2 separate regions of the Homo sapiens genome follow, and region 2 is linked to region 1. Evidence: read pairs that join two places in POLR2A ChIA-PET (ENCODE). Cell type or tissue: IMR-90. All regions are shown on one strand. Links, peaks and the distances in the headings refer to the core of each region. The heading gives the core; the rest is flanking DNA.

Region 1 (5,869 bases), core at 1,247-5,246:
AGGTTTTGTAAAAAGCCAGTTATGGTAATACTAAAAATATATACAGAGGTCAAATATTCAAATCATATTTGAACGAATTATGCTAAAGGAGAGAAAAATTAACAATTTACCACTCAGCATTTCTTGCTGCCTGTTTATCAGAGAATATCACCCTTGCCTGGGGCTGACTGGTCCTTGCATTGGCCCTGTAAATACACAATTGTCTGTTCTGGTATTAGCCAGGAGACTCCAGAATGGCAGAAGGGCAACCCAGAGCTCTTTCCTCAGTCTTCATTACAGGGTGGGGTTGTTTGTGGCTAGTGTGGGGAGAAGCTGAAATTGAAATATTAGAGAAGACACTAATTTGAAAGGTAGAGAAGATCTGTAACATCTTCACAGAAATTTCCTTCTTGGAGTTAGGCTTTAAATGGACATAAACTGCTCCTCTGGAATCACTGGACATCATTAAATAAATATACTCTTCTACTATTACAAAAGCCATGCTTTCTCTATTTTATTCTAGGACCCTAAGTGACTATAGTTTCTAAAAAGAGAATGATTCTTGAATAGTTCAGGAATTTTATAATGTCTGTTCTTCTTGTTTGACCCCTGTCCCTAGTCTTGCTTTTATTAAAGGTATGTATCATTCTATTTCTAGATTTTTAAAAAATACTAAGGATTAATAAAATTAAACATAGACACTGTACTCTGGTTGGCAAATCTGCTTCTTATAATAGGGTATGGATTAGCAATTCTGAAATAACTTTATGTCTATAATGAATAAGTAATATAGCTAATGAAAACCAAAAAGAGAAGTTATAGTACACATAATCAAAGGAAGAATAATAGAATGAACCTGGTGGCATTGGACTGGAGAAAAAAGGATCCCTATTAACTCACGGGTTTTATTTTTTTTAAAAAAAGTCAAGGCTGGGTGCAGTGGCTCATGCCTGTAATCCCAGCACTTTGGGAGGCCGAGGTGGGTGGATCACTTGAGGTTGGGAGTTTGAGACCCGCCTGGCCAACATGGTAAAATCCTGTCTCTACTAAAAACACAAAAATTAGCCAGGCATGGTGGCATGCGCCTGTAATCCCAGCTACTCAGGAAGCTGAGGCACAAGAATCATTTGAACCCGGGAGGTGGAGGCTGCAGTGAGCCGAGATTGCACCACAATACTCCAGCCTGGGTGACAGAGCAAAATTCCGTCTCAAAAAAAAAAAAAAAGTCTAGTGCAGTAGCTGATGCCTTTAATCCCAGCACTTTGGGAGGACGAGGTAAAACGACTTCTTGAGCCCAGCAGTTCAAGACTAGCCTGGGCAACATAGCAAGACAACCATCTCTAAAAACACATTATATATATAAAATACATACATACAAACACATACATACATATGTAAACATAGACATAAAGTAAGTATAGATGGTTGAGTATACATTAGTATAGTATGCATACATATTAGTATCTATCTATCCATCCATGTATATATTTTTCTAGCTCTCTATGCTAAGAGGGCTGAGAAGTGGTGTCATCTCAATAGCAATGAGCACACCTAGTGCTCAGATCTTGGCTGTCAAATACTATCCTCCAATATAAGGTAACAGGGCTGGGAAAGGGGAAATACAGGGTAAGTATCTTAGGGTACCAGGAGAAGTGCTATATCTAAAAAAAAAAAAAAAAATAAGCCAGGCACAGTGGCTCATGCCTATAATCCCAGCACTTCAGGAGACCGAGGTGGGAGGACTGCTTGAGCTCAGGAGTTCGAGACTAGCCTGGGCAACATATTGAGACTCCATCTCTACTAAAAAAATTTAAAAATTAGCCAGGCATGGTGGCTCATGCCTGTGGTTCCAGCCACTAGGGAGGGAGGCTGAGCCTGGGAGGCATGATCAAGCCACTGCACTCTAGCCTGGGTGACAAAGTGAGACCCTGCCTCAAAAAAAAATAAAAAAGGATAGGGACCTGTCAAAAAAGTCAAAGGACCCAATCTAAGAGAGATCTCAATGACCAAAGCTGGAACAATTTAATTGATAAAATAAATAATGATAGTAATGAAGAATAAAAGAAATACCCATGAGCCCATAATAAATAAATGATTAAAGTAATAAATAAATGGGAGAGGAGAAACAATACTTCCTTCCCTATAGAAGAATTCTAGTTAATAAGTATAGAAGGAAGGAAAGAAATGGAGAATCACCACTAGAACACAACGATATTTGCTGCAGGCAAGACACAGTAATGAACACTGGGCAAATATTAGCAGGAAAAGTTTAAGGAGAAGCAGGATATATGAGTGGCCTCAAAGCATCTGCCCCAACACAATGACATTCATTAATTACAAAGGGAAAACAGTAACTTTACAGTGGATAACATGGCAGACATCACCTTAAGCAACTGGTCATGGCCAGCAATCTGCAAAAATCCAATATAGTCAAATAGTATAAGCACTCATCTTAGAGTCATCTGTGTTCAAATCTCACTTCAAATTCCAAAAGCCACTTCCTGGCTGTGTGACCTTGAGCAAAACTACTTAATGACTTTGAAGTTTGGCTTTCTTATTTGGAAAATAGTGATTATATCACCTGCCAACCCATAGGGTTGGTGTGAAATTTAACGTGAGAAAATTCACTCCAAAGTGCCGAACATTTTGCCTAACAAAGCAGATGACCAATAAATGTTAAATAAGTTAATTCCCTAGTTTGGTATTAAAAGCCCTCCTAATTGGCCTAATTCTTCCCCGCCTTCCTCCCAACTAGTATCTTCCCCTCAGTTTTGCTCTCCATGCTGCCACCAATGAGTCTCCTCTAAGACCTGGCACCATGCCTCTTTTTAAAAACACTACAAGCACTCCCCATAGCACACCAGTTAAATGCAAGAGTTTTAGGATTAGATGTGAATCTAAACCTGATAATCATAATAAATTCACAGGCCAAAATAGAAGCTTTTTAAAGTATCTGCTATTTTCACTAATCTATGCCATTAAAAACACTATCAGGATAGAAAACTGAGTTTGCCATTTTTACCAATTTAGTAAGTAAAAATTCTAGGTAAGTTCAAAATTTAACTTCCATTGGGAGTTTACTTCACAGTAAATTTACACTTTTGAACTCCCTTCACTTTATGCCAATGACAACAAATGAAAGTGAGATCTCACCTTTCCTTCCTCGAGGTGAAGCAGGAGGACTTTATCTCCTGGCTTATAATCTTTGAGCAGCTCTGCTGACTTCCAGACTTCCTCTGGATCAGGTATCCAAACCCTGGCAAACTAGAAGACAAAAAGAAAAAAATTTAAACTAGCAAATCAATTATTTTACAATCATATATAAACATATGATAACTATTTATAATTAAACAATTTATGAAAAAAGAAATCTTGGCCAACATGAAATTCACTTTTTTTTTTTTTTTTTTTTTTTTGAGACAGAGTTAAGCTCTTGTTGCCCAGGCTGGAGTACAGTGGCATGATCTCAGCTCACAGCAACCTCTGCCTCCTGGGTTCAAGCAATTCTCCTGCCTCAGCCTCCTGAGTAGCTGGAATTACAGGCGCCTGCCACCACACTCAGCTAATTTTTTTGTTTTTAATAAAGATGGAGTTTCGCCATATTGGCCAAGCTGGTCTCCAAACTCCTGACCTCAGGTGATCCACCCGCCTCAGCCTCCCAAAGTGCTGGGATTACAGGTGTGAGCCACCACGTCCAGCTGAAATTTACTTTTTAAATTAGTAAACAAAAAATATTTTAGCTCTCATAGCACCACCATTCCCAAATTATATAAAAAGTGTGCTCTGAAAAAACAGTTATGATCAAAGCTTGACTTTGCTTTACACAGTAAATGCCACCTGAAAGTATAATTTTAGGTTAAAATGTACACATAAGATCTATTTTTGAAGCTATGGTGTTGTGGTTCTGCCAGTTTCAACAGCACTGCCATCTTTTTATGGCTGGGTTTACAATTTGGATTTTTTTGTTCTTTCTTTTTCTTTTTTTTTTTTTTTTTTGAGATACAGTCTCGCTCTGTTGCCCAGGCTGGAGTGCAGTGGCACGATTTCGGCTCACTGCCACCTCTGCCTCCCGGGTTCAAGTGATTCTCCTGCCTCAGCCTCACGAGTAGCTGGGACTACAGGCATGTGCCACTGTGCCCAGCTAATTTTTGTATTTTTAGTAGAGACGGGGTTTCACCATGTTGGCCAGGCTGGTCTCGAACCCCTGACCTCGTGACCCACCTGCCTCAGCCTCCCAAAGTGCTGGGATTACAGTCATGAGCCACCGTGCCCGGCCCACAATTTGGATTTTTTTATGGTGGTTTGCATCCTGTGCTCTGCAAAGCCTTAGTGATTTCTCAGACATCCTTCAGGAGCCATCACAGTAGGGAGAAGAGGAGAATAAAAATAACAGATTTTTTAAAACTGAAGAAACACGGTTGTTCAGCATTTTGCCTTCATTATTTTATAAAGATGAGTGGGAAATGGTAAAAATGGCACAGCCAGTCACTAATAAGCTTAGCTCCTGTAGCCTCAACATCATGAAAAAGGCATGGTAATCATCAGGGATTCCCAAAGCAGCAAATATTTTGCCTCAACTAGATACTCCCTGGACATAAGCCAGAAGATTATGTGGTCAATTTTGAAGAAAAAGAACAAAATATACTAACATGCACAAATCTTTCGAATACCACATTGAAGAAGTGTTTTTATGTGCTTGGACTCTCTGGGAAGAAATTTCCCTTTAAAACACACATACACTAAACCTAAATGCCCATTTTCATGAACAAATCACATATGAAAACAGGAATCCTAGATTCAGCCAGCAAGGGAAAGACATGACACAATCAATCATGGCTGGCATGGGCCAGACTGAACCCGGTCTCTGGCCTGTATCTGTATCCTCATTTCATGTAAATTCACCTCTAGATTTCATTTTTAACAATAATCAGGGTACTAATTTACTTGGAGCTTTGAGAAGGAGCATTTGGATTTGAGTATGTTAAATATGGGGCAACTTCCCAAAGAACTGTGATAATGTAATGACTATTCTAAGTACTGGGCACAAAGTTCTGGAAGCTTGTAACAAGGTCATTCCCAAGTACAAGAGAAATTTATATGACCCAGTGATGAACTTACAGATAGGAGAAAGCGAAAAGAAAGTGGGTGAACGAAAGTACAGGTAGATCTGAGATTCAAGATAATTTAAATTAAGAAAAACATTTCAGCATGCCATGCCACTGTCCTGGATATTACGTTAACCTCTTTTTTTTTTTTTTTTTTTTTGAGACGGAGTCTCACTCTGTCACTCTGTCACCCAGGCTGGAGTGCAGTGGCACGATCTCGGCTCACTGCAACCTCCGCCTCCTGGGTTCAAGTGATTCTCCTGCCTCGGCCTCCCGAGCAGCTGGGACTATAGGCACATGCCACCACACCCAGCTAATTTTTTTCTATTTTTAGTAGAGACAGGGTTTCACCGTGTTAGCCAGGATGGTCTCGATCTCCTGACCTCATGATCCACCCGCCTTGGCCTCTCAAGGTGCTGGGATTACAGGCATGAGCCACCATGCCCAGCCTATGTTAACCTCTTTACTGACAAATATTTTCAAGCCTTCCTATTGGGAAGCTGCTGTGGTATATTGCCATAGTTTCCAAACTACTAGATTTCATGGCTGGTAAAATTTTTTACTTAAAGTTTGGGGACTGATATAAGGTTATTAACTAACTTTTAGTCTTGACAAGTAAGATTATAAAACCATTAATTATTGGCAGCACTTACAGACAAGTAGAGGCTAAAGCCCTCACACTCAGCAGAGGCAACATAAATACCAATTTACTGTCTAATATCACCATCGTTTTACAAAATAAAGGACATTTTAACAAGAAAACAGTAGGACAAATAGCCATCACA
Region 2 (5,869 bases), core at 1,273-5,272, 220 kb after region 1:
TTACAATTCTTCTCTTCTAGGTATTTTGAAATATACAATAATTATTAACTATAATTTCCTATCATATTATTGAATGACAGAACGATTTCTTCTAACTGTATGTTTGTACCCACCACCCAAAATTTGAACCTCAAAAAACAAAACACCTTCAAAATATTAAGAAAACAGAAACCAACATAAATTTTAATGGTAAAAATTTAGCAATGTTAAAGAACAGGAATATACATAACTGATTCACACAGCATCCCTCTCATATGACAGATGACAGGAAGCTTATAGCAAAATCTGAGGCCCATCCATGTATGAGCCTTAGGGGCTGATTACTTTTTATACTCTATCTTGACTACTTCCTCAAATTTATAATTTTACTGTTCCTGGGCTTATTATAAACCTTCTCTTCAAGTCCTATGATGTCCAGAAGTCTTTCAGTGAGTAAAACTGAGGAATCCAGTGAAGAAAGAACAGAAAGATATTTCCAGTTTCTCAATAGTCCTCATGCTGTCACTTTTATAACTGAGCCTCATCACAAAGGATTATATAATAGATTCAAGTAATACTGCAAACAATTACATTTTTAAAACTTAGGTCTTTGAATTTTTGATACTATAACATCTGAAGATTAAGAAAAAAATTTACTATATACTTGCAAAAGCAATACAGTTTATGCAAAAACACTGTCGATATGTGAAAATGCCTGACAAAAAGTTGTCAAGACCAAAGTTTTGGCCCTGCTGACTATGAAAAGCAAATATTTCTTAGATTCAAACTATGAACAAGTAATGAAATTTCCGCAAGGAAGAGTCAAGGAAAAAAATGTGTCATATATCACTTAAGGCATACATATAGAAATCAAACATTTGTGATAATACCTGAAGTAGGAACGACTTAAAAAAAGATTTTCACAGAACACTTAGAGAAAAAGAAAAACTCAGATTGTTACCCCTTCCCAATCTGAGTTTTTAAGTTACATATTTTTTAAAGAACTGTAAACAGCATTATATATTATTGCCTGATTTCAAAATAATCAAAAACAATCTGTTTTACTTAAAACCAACTGTAGCAATCACTGCATCTAGTAAATACTAGCACTTCTATTTGCTATTCCTTATAAAGAGGCAAAAACAAAAAAGAAATCACTGTTTTTGAGAATTAAAGTATTTTTCCATAAGCACAAAACAATAGCCAATTTAAAGATATGACATAGACAAAGACAATAAAAATTATATTGTCAAATAATAGACAAATCCAAAAAACTGAAATATGCTAGCAATGTTATTATAACTGACTAGATTATAAACCTCAACTACCCTGAAGTTCTGCTACTGAATAGGAACTTTCAGATGCTCCAGTATATAAAACATTTTTAGGTGCTAAGCCCAGCAATAATGTCTGGAATTCTGCCAATAATATTCCTCCTGAACACAATGGCAAAGCCTCTGTGTGACACAGCAGTACACTCAACTTTCTTACAATTTCATGTTCCCCCATCTTTTGCAGCATATGAATGAGAAATAGCCTTTCTCTTGGAGGCTCTATTAATTTTTATGAAATAAACCAACATAAAATGGGTAGCAAATCAATTTAAACAAAACTTTGGTTTTTATGGTTCTATAATTAGAAAATAAAATTAGTAATTCATAAGAGTTACAGCTAAAAAATGAAAATTGCTAGATTGACTTTCATGTGGTTAGTCATATTTAACAAACTTGAGTCCTCTCTGCCTGTGTCTGCCTCTCACTCCAAACTCCCTTTCATACCCCTACCCCTTCTACACACAGCTGCTCTTCTTGAAGTGAGTGCTTTATATTGTGGAGGCCACCAAGTCCAAATAATATAACTTTATTTTGCTATAATTTTTATAACTTCTATCAAATTCAAGTTTTTGGCTGCACCTTACAAACTTGAAAATCTAAGAAATGCCAGTCTTTTAAACTTCAGCCACATGTAGGTCTACGTAAAACATTTTTTTAATCTTTAAGGACTATTTTGTAAATTTTCACCAATTATTAGACATCTTTTTAATACAAATGTTATATACATAGTATTGTTACAAAGATCAGCAAAGGGCACAAAAGCATGGGATAATATTTTGAGTTCTCTTTAAAGAAAAGAAATATCTCTCCTTACCAGAAATGCTAACACTGTTAAGACTTTCTAATGACAGGTATTTTTTGAAAAGAACAACAACAAAACCCATCCTATTCCAAACTATATAGTTTGTAGAGATAACAAAGCCCTAATATTAACTCTGAGCTTATACTGACTTTACTCATCAGACATACATCACTGAGTGAACTAAAGGCCACTTAGCCATGTAAAACGAAAAAGCAAAGGAAAAGCCGGTTATTAGCTCAATACGGATCCTTCGTAAAATGGGCAATATGCTAATTAGTCTGCTCTGCTTTAATTAAAAGAACCATTAGCTAAATCACATATGTAAACTTTAATTTCACAGTATTTGAGAAAGATACAAAAAGACCTTTTGTTTATTAAAACACTTTAAAACTTTCCTATAATCTGTTGAACAGACCAATTTTTCCAGATCCTATATAAACAAATGGTAACCTACACTCTGTTCAATTATCACATATATTATATTAGTACAGTTTAATAAGATTTGACTATATTTGAAGTATTAACTAAGTCAGATATGCAATTATTACATTTAGGAGGCCTACTTCAATTTTAAAATACTAGTTTAACCTTGTATGTTGTCTTCAAAATCCCTTATCCTTCAGTTTTCTATATGGATGTTTAATAGAACACTACACTGACTTTGCGGTTGAATTATGATGCTTTATCTGAACTGCACAGAACTAGTCAATGGATTAAATAATTAAGAGATTGCACAATTTGAGGTAGGATTTTCAGAAATGCTTTATAAAAAGATTTTGGCACACCAATTCCTTAAACTATGTCAAAAATCTCACTTAGTTAAATTCTGACAATCTTTGTCAAATTCAGAAACATGAATTCAATTAAAAATATGCAGCTTATTTAAAATACATTTGTCTTAACAGCTTTAATTTAAAAAATACCTCCTGCCCCCACATACAGTTAATGCTTCTGGCTAATGCACATTCTCTTCCCTGTATTCTCATTTCTATCACATTTTTTCCCCATTAAAGTGAGCACATTGTACTTGGTTTCTTTTCTTCCTACTCATTGTTCAGTTCAGCATTTTAATAATCTTTTCAGTACTGCTGTTCAAAGAAAACAGGCTATATGAAGCTAAAGAAAATTCTCTAAGTTCAATGGTTTTCAAAGTGAGATAATTTTCCTAGACCTATTTATTAAAAATCCATGCAAAGCAAGCACCACAGCCAACTGGTAAACAGCTACAGAAAATTGGAAGCTTAAAAATAAAGCCGTTAAAAAACACTTCACTACACACCTTCTCTGTGAAGCCCTTTGTTTCCACTGAAAACCATACTGGAATCCTTGTATAAAGGAAGTTGCCTTCTGGCTATCAATAGCTATACTATCAGTAACTGAGGGATCCAGATGTCTGCAGCGGTTAAAACAAATGTTCAGCGTTGGGTGCTGATCCCGCTTCCCTCCGTGTAAGGTTTTTCACAAAGGCAGCAGAGTAAGAGCGCACATAGCAACAGCACTCACAGCTGATTGGACAGAGGGTGTGCTCAACCTCCCCTGCTCGCTAGGTCCACTACAGCTTCCTGTCTACTTGGCAGCACTGTCATGTTTTCTTTGCTCGTCTTACAAACTCAGCTGTGTTTAGGCAACTTGAAAGGAAAGAACAGTAGACTGATAATGGCAAAGTATTCTAGCGTTTGCCCCTGAAATGTGTTTCTTCAGTTGCTTTTAAAACAGAGAAATTCGTAAGACAAAAATTTATTTCAGTTAGTGATGCACATAAACTGAAGACAAAGAAGGGTTGTGGAAGGAATCAGTTACTTCACATCTAAATTAAATCAGGTTCTACCAAGTGAAACCCTCTGAAAATGTATAAATACAAAAATTTACAACAATCAGAATAAAGCATTGTCAACCTTCATATACCTGGAACTTTATATAAAGTATTTTACAACAAACTTCACAAATTCCTAGAAAAGCACAACCTGTTACATATTTAAAATGGGATAGGTCCTGAAATGGTCTCTCCTCAAATGCATGCAGTACCTTTTAAGAGGACTAAAGAAACAGGTTACCAGACTGACTAGAAAAAGATTCAGAAAGGAAAAATTATCAGTTACTTAGTAATCTCTGACAATACAAGATTTAACTAGGTATTTGTGGTAAAATGTCTCTGGATACATAGAACAATGACGTTTAGCTTAAATTCATTTACTTTTTGCTATCATAAAATTACCCAGAGATATAGAAGTATAGACTTTTTTTCAGGTTTCAAGTACTGGGCTTCAGTTTACCAGTTCATACTGTCTCCACAAACTTTAACAGCAAAAATCCCTCCCCAGCTTACAAAGCTGTTTGGGAGAATCAATGAAGGTAGTAGGGGATGAACAGATGTGATGAATTATAAAAATTTCTCATTTTAGAAATATTTCCCCTGAACGTCGCATCAACTAGGATGGTGGTTCAAACGTTTAAAGCAATGGAACTCTTTATTTGCATTCTTCCTATAAAATGCATTATCAGTGGTGGCTCTAGGATTTCCATACAGGAAAGGTTTGTGGGAGTAGGCTGAGGCCGCAGCAGAAGCATGCCGTTTATTACTCAGATCTTTGTTTATCTTGAGTGTCTTGGGGTTAGGGAGTGGAGTCTGATGGAAGTGTTGGAGTTACTAAAGTGCCCCATGAGCACTATGAGGCTATTTTTAAGTGAGAAGCCACAAATAGCATGCAATTTCATATCAGACCCAGAATCCACAAGATTTCTACCCCTGAAGAAGCTTCTAGGATTCCTGGAGTTCTATAGTACAGAAGAAATACAACCCGGAAGAGGCTTATTGCTTTAAAGAAATCTCATTAAAGAATCTGATCACCGGTTCCATACTTAGCCAGAGGGAGAGCTGCTAAGCCCCCTGAGAAATAACAAGACGTGCTTGGAAACACAATAAGCCTGAGGTAGGTGACTCAGAGAAAGAATGGCATGGTAGAGACAGTAAGGAATTTGGAGGTAGGCCAAGCTGTGTTCAAAACATGAATCTGCCATTTACTAACAGCGAGACCACATATAAGATTATTATACCATTATGAGCTTCAGTTTCCTCATCTGTACAACTTCCTAATCCAAGACTAGTCACAGGCCCACTGTACTTTTTCGTTAACACTTACTGCACAGAATGTAGAAAGACTGTTTACAAAATGACTGGTTTAATGACAGTCTCCTCCAACACACTGTAAGTGCTTAAAACGTAGGTACTATGTCTACTTAATTGTTTACCTAGCACCATGCCCCATTTATATTTTTATACAATATTTGATTTGATTTCACAATCATGGGAGGTGACTAGTGCAAGTAGAACATCTTATTTGACCATCTTCATTGTTTAAATAAGGAAGTTAGATCTAAAATTTACAAGTCACAACTAGAAGTTAAAGGAAATCAAATTTAAAAATTTTTTGGATTAATAAATTTATATTTCAAAATTAACCTTTTCCTATCTCCTATAATATATAATCCCAGGGTTGTTTTGGAATAGTTCCTTTCAGTTATAATCCTTAAACTTTAAAATTAAAGGGTAGTGATATATCTATAATATAAATCTATTGATGTCATATAAAAAGAGAATTTACAGAAAAAACATTAAATGTATTTAGTCACAACATGTAATTATAAATGATAAAAGACACTCCAAATAGATGTGCCACCTTAAAAACTTAAATCCAACTGAGACAGAATTTTATTTAGTGAAATGCTCCCCTCTATGCTGCTAGTTTTCCAATAA

Evidence for each region. ChIA-PET counts read pairs that join two places held together with the same protein. Peaks named below come from ENCODE experiments on the same cell type or tissue, not always from the same donor. Only the 100,000 strongest peaks of a DNase experiment are listed, where the experiment ranks them.
Region 2: POLR2A ChIA-PET joins it to region 1 with 9 read pairs; 4 of 35 experiments call an interaction of 5 or more read pairs at or near these places.

Annotation. Positions count from the first base shown.
Region 1 is chr15:52,430,043-52,435,911 of GRCh38, forward strand. It overlaps MYO5A (myosin VA), which reads right to left. Exons shown (of 42, transcript NM_001382347.1): 2 at 3,133-3,243. Among named protein-coding and RNA genes, the nearest start is that of MYO5A, 96 kb to the right of the region's middle. In IMR-90, for the core only: no CTCF peak of the experiment used is centred there; no DNase peak of the experiment used is centred there.
Region 2 is chr15:52,648,476-52,654,344 of GRCh38, forward strand. The region is part of intron 2 of ATOSA (atos homolog A); the gene reads right to left. Among named protein-coding and RNA genes, the nearest start is that of ATOSA, 28 kb to the right of the region's middle. In IMR-90, for the core only: no CTCF peak of the experiment used is centred there; DNase peaks (open chromatin) are centred at 3,656, 4,706 and 5,076; H3K4me3 peaks cover 302 bases; H3K27ac peaks cover 523 bases.